Linked DNA regions of Homo sapiens: region 1 is linked to region 2. A link is a loop called in an ENCODE intact Hi-C map of the cell type or tissue named here. Cell type or tissue: gastrocnemius medialis. All regions are shown on one strand. Region 1 overlaps FGD4 (FYVE, RhoGEF and PH domain containing 4). Region 2 overlaps FGD4 (FYVE, RhoGEF and PH domain containing 4).

Region 1 (5,000 bases), 100 kb before region 2:
AAAAAACCCAATCAACTTTCTATTGAGTAAAAAAAACCCAAAAAATTCTTAATCCAATTCATTATTAAATAATATTGATTAGAAACCACATTTGGGCCAGGTGCGGTGGCTCATGCCTGTAATCCCAGCACTCTGGGAGGCCAAGGCGGGTGGATCACCTGAGGTCAGGAGTTCAAGACCAGCCTGGCCAACATGGTAAAACCCCGTCTCTACTAAAAATACAAAAATTAGCCAGATGTGGTGGTGGGCGCCTGTAATCCTAGCTACTCAGGAGGGTGAGACAGGAGAATCACCTGAACCCAGGATGGGGGGAGGTTGCAGTGAGCTGAGATCGCACCATTGCACTCCAGCCTGGGCAACAAGAGTGAAACTCCATCTCAAAAAAAAAAAAAAAAAAAAAAAAAACAAAACCCAACAAAGAAACCACATTTCTGCTTTATTTTCTGTTGCTCTCCTTAAAATTTATCTTGGTAAAACAGATTTTGGAAAATATCAAGAGTTCCAAGTATTGTCTCAACAGTTCTTTCAGAGCCAATACCAAAACAGAAATTAAATGACGCTAGGAATTTGAGACCAGCCTGGGCAACATAAGACCCTGCCTTTACTTAAAAAAAATAAAAATTAGCTGGGCATGGTGGTGCGCGCTTGTGGTCCCAGCTACTGGGGAGGTTGAGGTGAGAGGATCTCTTGAGCCCAGGAGGTTGAGGAAGCAGTGAGCTATAATCACACCACTGCACTCCAGCCTGGTCAACAGAGGGAGACCTTGCAACTCTGAGAAAAGAAAAAAAAAGGCAGGGGTGGTCCTCATCAGACATACTTCTGCTAAAATGGTTTATCAGCGAGATTAAGCATTGTTTAGTAAAATATAACAAGAATTTAGAAGGCAAAAGTAATGAAAGATTGACAGATTATTATTAAAATTATAAAAAGGCTGGGTGCAGTGGCTCACGTAATCTCAACACTTTGCGAGGCTGAGGCAGGCAGATCACTTAAGCCCAGGAGTTTGAGACCAGGTAGGCAGCCATGGCAAAATCCTGTCTCTTCAAAAAAATACAAAAAACATTAACTGGGTGTGGTGGCATACATCTGTAGTCCCAGCTACTTAGAAGGCCGAGGTGCGAGGATGGCTTAAACCTGGGAGTTTGAGGCCACAGTGAGCCGTGATCACACCATTGCGCTGCACTCCAAAATGAGTGACAGAGCGAGACACCATCTCAAAATAAATAAAATTATAAACAGAAGAAATACAGTTGAAACCTTTACATGTGTAAGCTTATCTATCTTCTTGGAAAAAAGTATGTGAAATAGGCAAAGTATATCCCTAAAATCCACAACACATCATGCAACCACTTGGCCTTTCAGGGGGAAAATCTGGATGCTTTTTCACAGTGATACTAAGAATGGCTTAAAGGCCACCTTTGAGCCTACTAAAGGCCACCTCCCGGGGTCTAGTGAAGGATGGCTGTACAGGCCCCAACAGTGCAGAGCCACAGCTCAACTACAAACTAGAGGAAGAAACTAATGTAATTGTAAATTGAGACCCTGAGACATCATCAATTTATAAGAGAAAGCAGCAACAATACTACACAAAGGGGGCAGTTAATGGGTTAAATGAGAAAACAAATTACGTTGAGTCTTTTTAAAAAGGTCATCACCATTACACATTAAAATATGAAAAATGTTTGACAGTCTATTTAGAAATAAAACATGTCTTACCTAAATATTAATTTGAATGAAAACTAGGCACTTAATTTCTAGACAGCAAACTTTCAGGGTATGGTAGGTTTCGCAAGTGTCATGTTTACAGAGAATATCTCCCACGAATGTGCCAAAATGCGTGCAATAAGAGATCAACTGTGCATCTATTTTTAAAATAAGTTCATCAAAGTCATGATTACACATCTTTTGCCAGAGGCAATTAGATCAACATTTCAGAACATTGTTTATTAAAACAAGTCTCTAAATTTCAGCCACTATCACAAAGCATGAAAACATGGTGAAGGACACAGAGAACATTTACATTTTTAAACATTTGTTTAAAAAAACAAAAAGGCAATGACAAATACATAGAGATCATACGTGGCTGCAAGGCTAAAAATACTATTAATAATTATTTGGCCCTTTACAGGAAAAAAATGTACGGACCACTGGTATAGGTTAAACAAATCATGGTAAAAGAAGTTTGCCTAAAAGAAGCACCCTTTCATTAAACACTTCATCTGCTAACATCTTGGATAATAGCAACAAAAACTGAAACTTTTTGTTTGTTTATGACTGACTTAGCCTACTCATATTTGGAAACAGTCCTTATTTGGGTGTCAGTTGCCTAACAGGGAATTGAAACCAAAATTGTAACCAGATGGTCTCTCATTCAAGAAGTTTTACATTAACTCTAGAGGTTCTTTGATTGCAAATTACAATATCAAGAAGAACCAGTAGGGCTGATTTATAATTATAAACAGTTACCTTAGAAACAGCCATAACAAATTACAGTATGTTAGTTAGCATGGGGAAGGAGAGGTATCCGATTTAAATACTATCTCCTCTTGAGGACTGGTCATCTTTTTAACCACTTTTTAGTATTAACCCATTTTGTACTCTGACCTTGGGTTGCTGACCTATGCTTGCTGGGTTGTATCTCCTATAGGAATCCCTAGACATACGCCAACCTCAAATATTCTCAATTAGCCTCACTGTTGACTGATATAGCTCCCTCGTTCCAACTGCAGAGGTTGCCACTATGGCTTAACTTTCCTTTATCTGTCTTTTTTGGCATTTAAACAGTCATGCGCTAAGTCACACTTTTGTGTGGTAGATATGCCCTACGATTGGTTAGGGTGACTTTTGGCTACTATTTGCTAGACTCTGTTATAGGCTGTTATATTACATTTTACCAAATCATTCTTGAATTATTGTTTCGCATTTTAAGTTTGGACCCTCTCTTTGGCTATCCATTGCAAAATCCACTCAGTTCTCTGATTCTTCGAGCCTGACCTCTTACCACAGTGTCCATGAGCTCAGATCACAGCTTTATACGGTCTTGCTTATACTGTCTCATCCATCCATGCACTGGGTCTCTAGCCCAGGAGATCTCAATGGGGTCCACCCTTTGGGACAAGCATCTCTTGGATTTAAGAGGGAAGACACAGTTTTCTAGGGTAGACGATCTTTATGGGAGCATATTGTCCATAAGGATAAACATACTTTAAAAAACCAAAAACCACTTTATTTGCATTTAGTTTTCACTGTCTCCTTAGTGTACTACAACCTGTGAGAATTACTTAGATTTGTCTTGCATGACTTTTGGCACCATAGCACTTTTGAAGAACATGGTCAGGTATTTTGTGGAATGTCCCTCAAATTGGGTTTCTGTTATTTTCTCATTATGAGACTGTGGTTATGGGTTTGGGGTAAGAATATCACAGAGGCAATGCACCCATCTCACTTTATTATATTAATATCACTGCATGATAGCAATATGATTATCATGTGATGTTAACCCTGGTCGGCTGATGAGGTGGCATCTACCAGGTTTCTCTACTGTAAAACATTATTATAAAACATTTTTCAACAGTCTTCTATCATAACTCCCAAAACTCCCCCATTTGTCCCATAGATTGCAGATTACATCTCCCATATGCTAGCTAAAACACCTAGATTAAGAGATCAATTGCCTTTTTTAAAAAAAAGACATTAAGGTTATAAAACTCATAGTTTACAACTCTCTTGCTATGGGGAACAAATCCATAGCCAGGAAATTTATTTGAGTGTTATTTCAAACAGCTCCCCAAACTTCTAAACCTGAATAATAAATTTTCTAGAAACATAATTATCAAGCCACAAAGGTTCTTCAAAAAGAAAATCTGATGAAGAGTTAAAGAAAGTTCCTTGGACCTAGGAACTGCATGCACTTCTAGGACTCTAATCTACAGTAATAGCCCTGTACATGTAAAGGTAAATATAACACTATAGAACATATGCAGCAGACTGGGAATATTTCCAAAATATAAATAATTGAGAGGTCTCCAAGACATTATTAAACTGTAGAATATGTATAATATCTCAGTTTTTAAAAAGAATAAGTTATAGACAAATGTATAGAAATGTACTGAAAGAGAGGGAAGATAGCACACCAAATGTAACTTTGGGAATTGCAGATGGAGGTGAGGTGAGAGAATGAATGAGAATTTTCATATTTTGGTCTGTTAACAGCTATATCATTTAAATCTTTTATAATAAAAATGTATTTATATATCACTTATATTTTTAAAAATCTATGAAAGTCACCAAGTATACATATCACAGAGACTTTTAAAAAAGCATATCCCTGCTGGGCATCGTGGCGCAGGCCTGTAATCCCAACACTTTGGGAGGGTGAGGCGGGCAGATCACCTGAGGTCAGGAGTTCAAGACCAGCCTGGGAAACATGGTGAAACCCAGTTTCTACTAAAAATACAAAAAGTAGCTGGTCATGATGGTGGGTACCTGTAATCTCAGCTACTCAGGAGACTGAGGTGGGAGAATTGCTTGAATCCGGGAGGCGGAGGTTGCAGTGAGCCAAGACTGTGCCACTGCACACCAGCCTAGGTGACAGAGTGAGACTCCATCTTAAAAACAAAAAACAAAAACATATCCCTTACATTTGTACATCCATGTTCACAGCAGCATTAATTCACAATAGTCAAAGAGTAGAAGCAGGCCTGGCGCAGCAGCTCACACCTGTAATCCCAACACTTTGGGAGGCTGTGTCGCCCACCACCATGTGCAGCTAATTTTTGTATTTTTTAGTAGAGACAGGGTTTCACCACGTCGGCCAGGCTGGTCTCGAACTCCTGACTTCAGGTGATCCACCCACCTTGGCCTCCCAAAGTGCTGGGATTACAGGTGTGAGCCACTGCGCCCAGCAGGAAATTCTATCATATGCTACAGCATGGATGAATCTTGAGGACATACATAATGCTAAGTGAAATAAGCCAGTTACAAAAAGAGAAATACTGTAT
Region 2 (5,000 bases):
CCTAGGCAACAGAATGAGACCTTGTCTCAAATAGGAAAAAAAAAAAGAAAAACAAAGAAAAAATCACAGCTACCAGCATACAAGGCTACAAAAAAAATTGGCTGTTTGAGGTTTCCCTCTTAATCTGTATTCATTTGTACCTGTTATTTCACTTTGAATTCAGGCTCGTACTCCCAAGCAGAGAAATGGTAGAAAATAATGAAAATTAAAAAAAAAAAGTGAAAAATCATAAATGAGGAAATTATGTTACCTAATTAAAAGAAAACAATCCTGTCATTAATTATTAATTATTTAATTATTTAATTTCAGTAGCAGAACTCCACACCCAAGCTCCTTAGAGCAGAGCTAGAAGATCAAGGCACCAGATACTCTCCAAGGTCCCTTTCAGCCCTAGGGACTCTGTTTCTGGTTTCCACTGCAATTTGCATTCTATTTTTATATGCTACATACTGTTCCAGGCACAAATAACCATGTAATATTTTTAATAGTACCTGATAAACTGATCATTTTAGTAAGAGTCCAGTAAACATTTATTTACACATTTACACACACCCACAGAAAGCAATCCTTGTATTCTGAGTCCACTGAAGACATCTCAGAAGCTCAATAAACACTGTTAACAGTACATGTTATTCCATACTAATTTAATAAACCAAGGACAAACTGTCTTTTCTTGCAAAAGACCCTAGCAATTAGATATTAAAATTTTCCTTGCACACTGCAGTGTATTTGTGACATATACTTGTGGCATGCATAAGATAAGCTAGTTCCAAAATAAACACAGTGGTAAATAGTAAGGAAAATCTAGTAACTACAGTTCCTCGTCTTAAGATCATGACATCTTTAGGCATTATTATTTCAAGTGTTACAGTCCTGAACTAAGTTAATGGACAAAAACAAGCCAAGGCACACTTATGCTAAACTATAAAATGTCTCACATATGTATCTCTGATTTCTAGTTAAAAAAAAAATTATAAACAATGTTAAAATGGAATACTTAAAACTTCACTGTTTTTCTTGGTAGAAATTATGTATTTGCTTATAAGAAACTTTCTAATGACATAATGTAGAAATAAATAAAAAACTGAGGATAGAAGCCTTATTCTGCTTTTTAAAATCTAGAGGTTTTCAAATAACTCAATCCCTTCATCAAGTCCACTCCTGCTCATTACAGAGCTTAGAATAGGATACACCAGTTCCTGTTCTCGCATTTTCATTTTGTCCCAAATATCATCCTGTCAACACAGAAACAATGCACATTCAAATAAGCATTTACAGAAAAAGCAAAAGAAGCCCAGCTCATTAGCTGACTGAAGACCTTTATGTTTCAAATACAAAAGGGGAGATGGAAGTCACAGACCACTCAAACAAGAAAACGGCAGGTTATTTGTTCCTTTAAAAAGGACTGCATCTTTTTGTGGAAGAGGATCTACTGGAATTATTTAGAAATATACAGCAGCTCTAATTTTTCTAAACATTTATCAATTCTTTCAGTATAGCTTTTGACTACTTTGGTCAAGTATTTCTAGATTAAGTACATTCTAGGGCATGAGGGCATGACCTGAACTTTATAACATTTTGATCAAAACAGATCCAAAATTAAATTAATGATAATATTTGGCAGCATCAATCTCATTAATAAGATTATGGATAAATCCTCCCACGAGTTACTTTGCTTTCTGAACCTATCTTTGAGTTTTGAGCAGAATAAATTCTCCCAAAGCTGGCAATTCCAACAACCAAGGGGTAGTATCCTTTTACTACAGTAGTCTCATGTGAGCCACTAAATAGAAATTACTCAGGTGCTATGAAAACAGAAAGAAGTAAAGAAAAATAGATTGACTAAAGGGTAACTGTTCATCCACTGTCCCCTTACAAATACATGCCTAGTCTCTGTTCCCCTGCAGCCACAAATTATGGCAATAGTCACATGGGTACATTCTAATCACATAGCAAAAGTATACACTATTACAGTGAAAAAATGGGCACAAGGTATCTCCTGAATTTCAAGCAATTTTAGATAGCTTTTAGTAATAACTATAGGAGAGCTATAATATTTGCCAAGATTTTATTGAAGTTATCTTTAAATAAACACTTGACATACTATTTTAGCAAAAACATCAGCTAGAAAAAGATATCTTCAGCTGTTAATGACAGTAATGCTTGCAGGGTTTTACACAACAGCTGAGAAGGTTGGATGGAGACTAGTGGTCTGCAAACTGAAAGTGCACTCGTCCACTGAAATGATTACTTTTTCTATTGTTATGCTACTACTACAGCAATCACAATAATTCCTTTTGCTTTTTAAGTATTCACAAAGAAAATAACAGGATAACAATCTAGTCTAGAACTCTGTGACTATCTGCTATTATTTAATTCATTTATAGCATAACTTTATGATTCAGAAGGCAAATATTTTCATACATGGAAGTTCTTAAAATGACAGAGGACTAAGTTTCCTGATTCAGGATACAGAAATCTTAGACTAGATCATGCTGCCTCCTAGAGGCCAAAGGTACATAAAAACACCTCTATTTCACAAAAAGTCTTTAATTTTAACAAAAATCACATACCCTCAAATTTGAGTCTTCATAAAAGCTGCACAGAACATGTCCTGCTTATTATCTTAAGGGACTCTATTTTCTAGTTTTTGGGTAAATACCTTTGTACGTTAAAATACTGAACTGATTAGGGAAAGTCTACTGCAAATGATCCAACCTTGAGGAGATAAAAGAAATGGCATAGATATTCTGCTATCACAGAAATGGAATATAATATTCCAAAATCTATACTATATGTTTAAATACAATTATCCTGGTATTTTAAAATAAACTATCTAAAAGGAATATACTACTATACTTCATGATACAGCCATATGTCTAAAAAGGCTCTAAATATAAATAAAAAATTTTATGTATAAGTATAATCTACTGAACAAAATGCATAAAGGTGTTTCAATAGAGCAAACATACTGACAATGAACACACATGCAATCAACTGTTGCTGCTAAATCCTCATTCACAATGTTATTGTCAAAGAAATTTGTAGAAAATACTGAGATGAATAAACTTCTTAATTCAAGGAAGTACAAGAACAATGCAATCTTCCTCGTTTCTTCTTGGCTGCCTGCTGCTTCATTGTGTTTGTATAATAAAAGATCTGGCAAGTTGCAAGTCTCAATGCATTCACATGGGCAATTCCATAGCAGAGTTACCTTGGGAATAAACATGCTCTCTGGCACAAAGAACCATTCTAAGTAGGTCAAAGCTCCCCCAAACTGTATTTAGATCACCAGATGTTTCAAAAAACACTTTAAAATTCTGTCACTTCACCCAGAAAGGAAGAAAAATTTAAAAATCACAGGATACACTGTCAGAACAAGAACACTGAGGATGAAAAAAGGCAACTTAAAAGAAAATGTTCTGAGACTCTAAATTGTACTGCGGTCAATTTAAGATACCAGCAAAATATTTGGTCAAAAGCATGCTTTATGATCCTATTGAATTTAATTTTTAAAAGTAAAACAAAACTACTACAATCAAAGACAAACAGGAATCAAAACTTACTTAAAACAATCATTTAGTATGAAGGAATCAGCAGCTGGGACCTATCACATTGACAGTATTTTAAAGCATTAGCGATTTTTAAAAAATAAAAGCTTAGAAAAGACTAGTGATTGGCCCTAACCTATGTGCCTATGAAATTAAGACCAACAACAACAACAAAAAGTTTTTAACCAGTAACTTGGTTTAAAAAATTCTCTTTGCTATAAAATCCTCAACTATAGGAAAATGTCTTAAGTGACAGAAGAAAGACCACTTCTCTTAAGGAAGAGAGGATGCTGCTCATTTCCACTCTGCTTTTTGGGCAACTGAGATTTTGCATTTCAAAGAACGAAAGGCTAATCCCTTAATGAAGGTACTAGAAAGAGTAAAAACCCTTGCATGCGGTACAAATGCTCATTCCTTCAAGTCACTCCCATATTACTCATCCAGTGTGAATGTTAGAGAAAAGAACATTGCTCTGCTCCTGGAACACAGAGAACTTGTCTCTCATGTCTCGTTATCAGTGTGCCTATTTCTCCTCAATGCTATCAGGAATTTAATAACTGGCTACCAGGTTAGGAAATAAACCTTTTTTTTTTTAATCATTTCACATTTTATCTTCAGTTGGGGCTTTTTATTAACAGCTAAACACTCACAGAAATCGAGTCCACAATCTTTCCCTGGTGGCAAGAGTCCACTTACAAAGAAAACCGTGGAATTATTCTTGATGAGAAGGAAATAAATAACACCACCTAAAATATTTTTAGATGCAAATCAGACTCCTAATATAAAGATAGTTTTGATCCATTCATTCAACAAATATTTAATGAACTCTATACATCAGTTGTTCAGTTAGGTACTGGGTGTGGATTAGTAAATACAACAGGTGTGAGCCTTCCCTCCTCAATCTAAAGAATGAGATAAATGAAAATCTAAAAAATAAAGTATGATAATAATTATAGAAAAAAGTTTTTGAAAGCCTGAAACAATGAGCCCAAGTTAGGCTTCTTCTAAGCAAGTTGGGCAAGTTAATTATCTGTCTGAACACCATTTTGCTTCTCTGTAGGATGAGCACACAAAATTTATCAGCCAAACTGGAGTTCTTATCCAGGACTAATGATAAATTAAGAGATCCTAGGCTGGGTGCAGTGGCTCACACCTGTAATCCCAGCACTTTGGGATGCCGAGGCAGGTGGATCACTTGAGGCCAGGAGTTCGACACCAGTCTGGCCAACATGGCAAAACCCCATCTCTACTAAAAATACAAAAATTAGTCAGGCATGATGGCGCATACCTGTGATCCCAGCTACTCGGGAGGCTGAGACACAAGAATTGCTTAAACCCAGGAGGTGGAGTCTGCAGTGAGCCAAGACTGTGCCACTCTGCTCCAGCCTGGGCAACAGAGTGAGGCTCTACATTTAAAAAAAAAAAAATATATATATATCTATATTATAT

The links. A loop is a pair of places that touch in the nucleus more often than their neighbours do. Peaks named below come from ENCODE experiments on the same cell type or tissue, not always from the same donor. Only the 100,000 strongest peaks of a DNase experiment are listed, where the experiment ranks them.
Region 1: a loop joins it to region 2, with 4 times the contacts of the local background. A loop is called at or near these places in 11 of 110 quality-filtered maps.

The regions. Positions count from the first base shown.
Region 1 is chr12:32,556,481-32,561,480 of GRCh38, reverse strand. All of the region lies in intron 1 of FGD4 (FYVE, RhoGEF and PH domain containing 4), which reads right to left. Among named protein-coding and RNA genes, the nearest start is that of DNM1L, 120 kb to the left of the region's middle. In gastrocnemius medialis, a CTCF peak has its summit at 2,476; no DNase peak of the experiment used is centred here; H3K4me3 peaks cover 957 bases; H3K27ac peaks cover 5,000 bases.
Region 2 is chr12:32,453,216-32,458,215 of GRCh38, reverse strand. The region is part of intron 1 of FGD4 (FYVE, RhoGEF and PH domain containing 4); the gene reads right to left. Among named protein-coding and RNA genes, the nearest start is that of FGD4, 56 kb to the right of the region's middle. RefSeq lists an enhancer at 4,318-5,000. In gastrocnemius medialis, a CTCF peak has its summit at 2,511 (motif pointing left); no DNase peak of the experiment used is centred here; H3K4me3 peaks cover 1,205 bases; H3K27ac peaks cover 4,846 bases.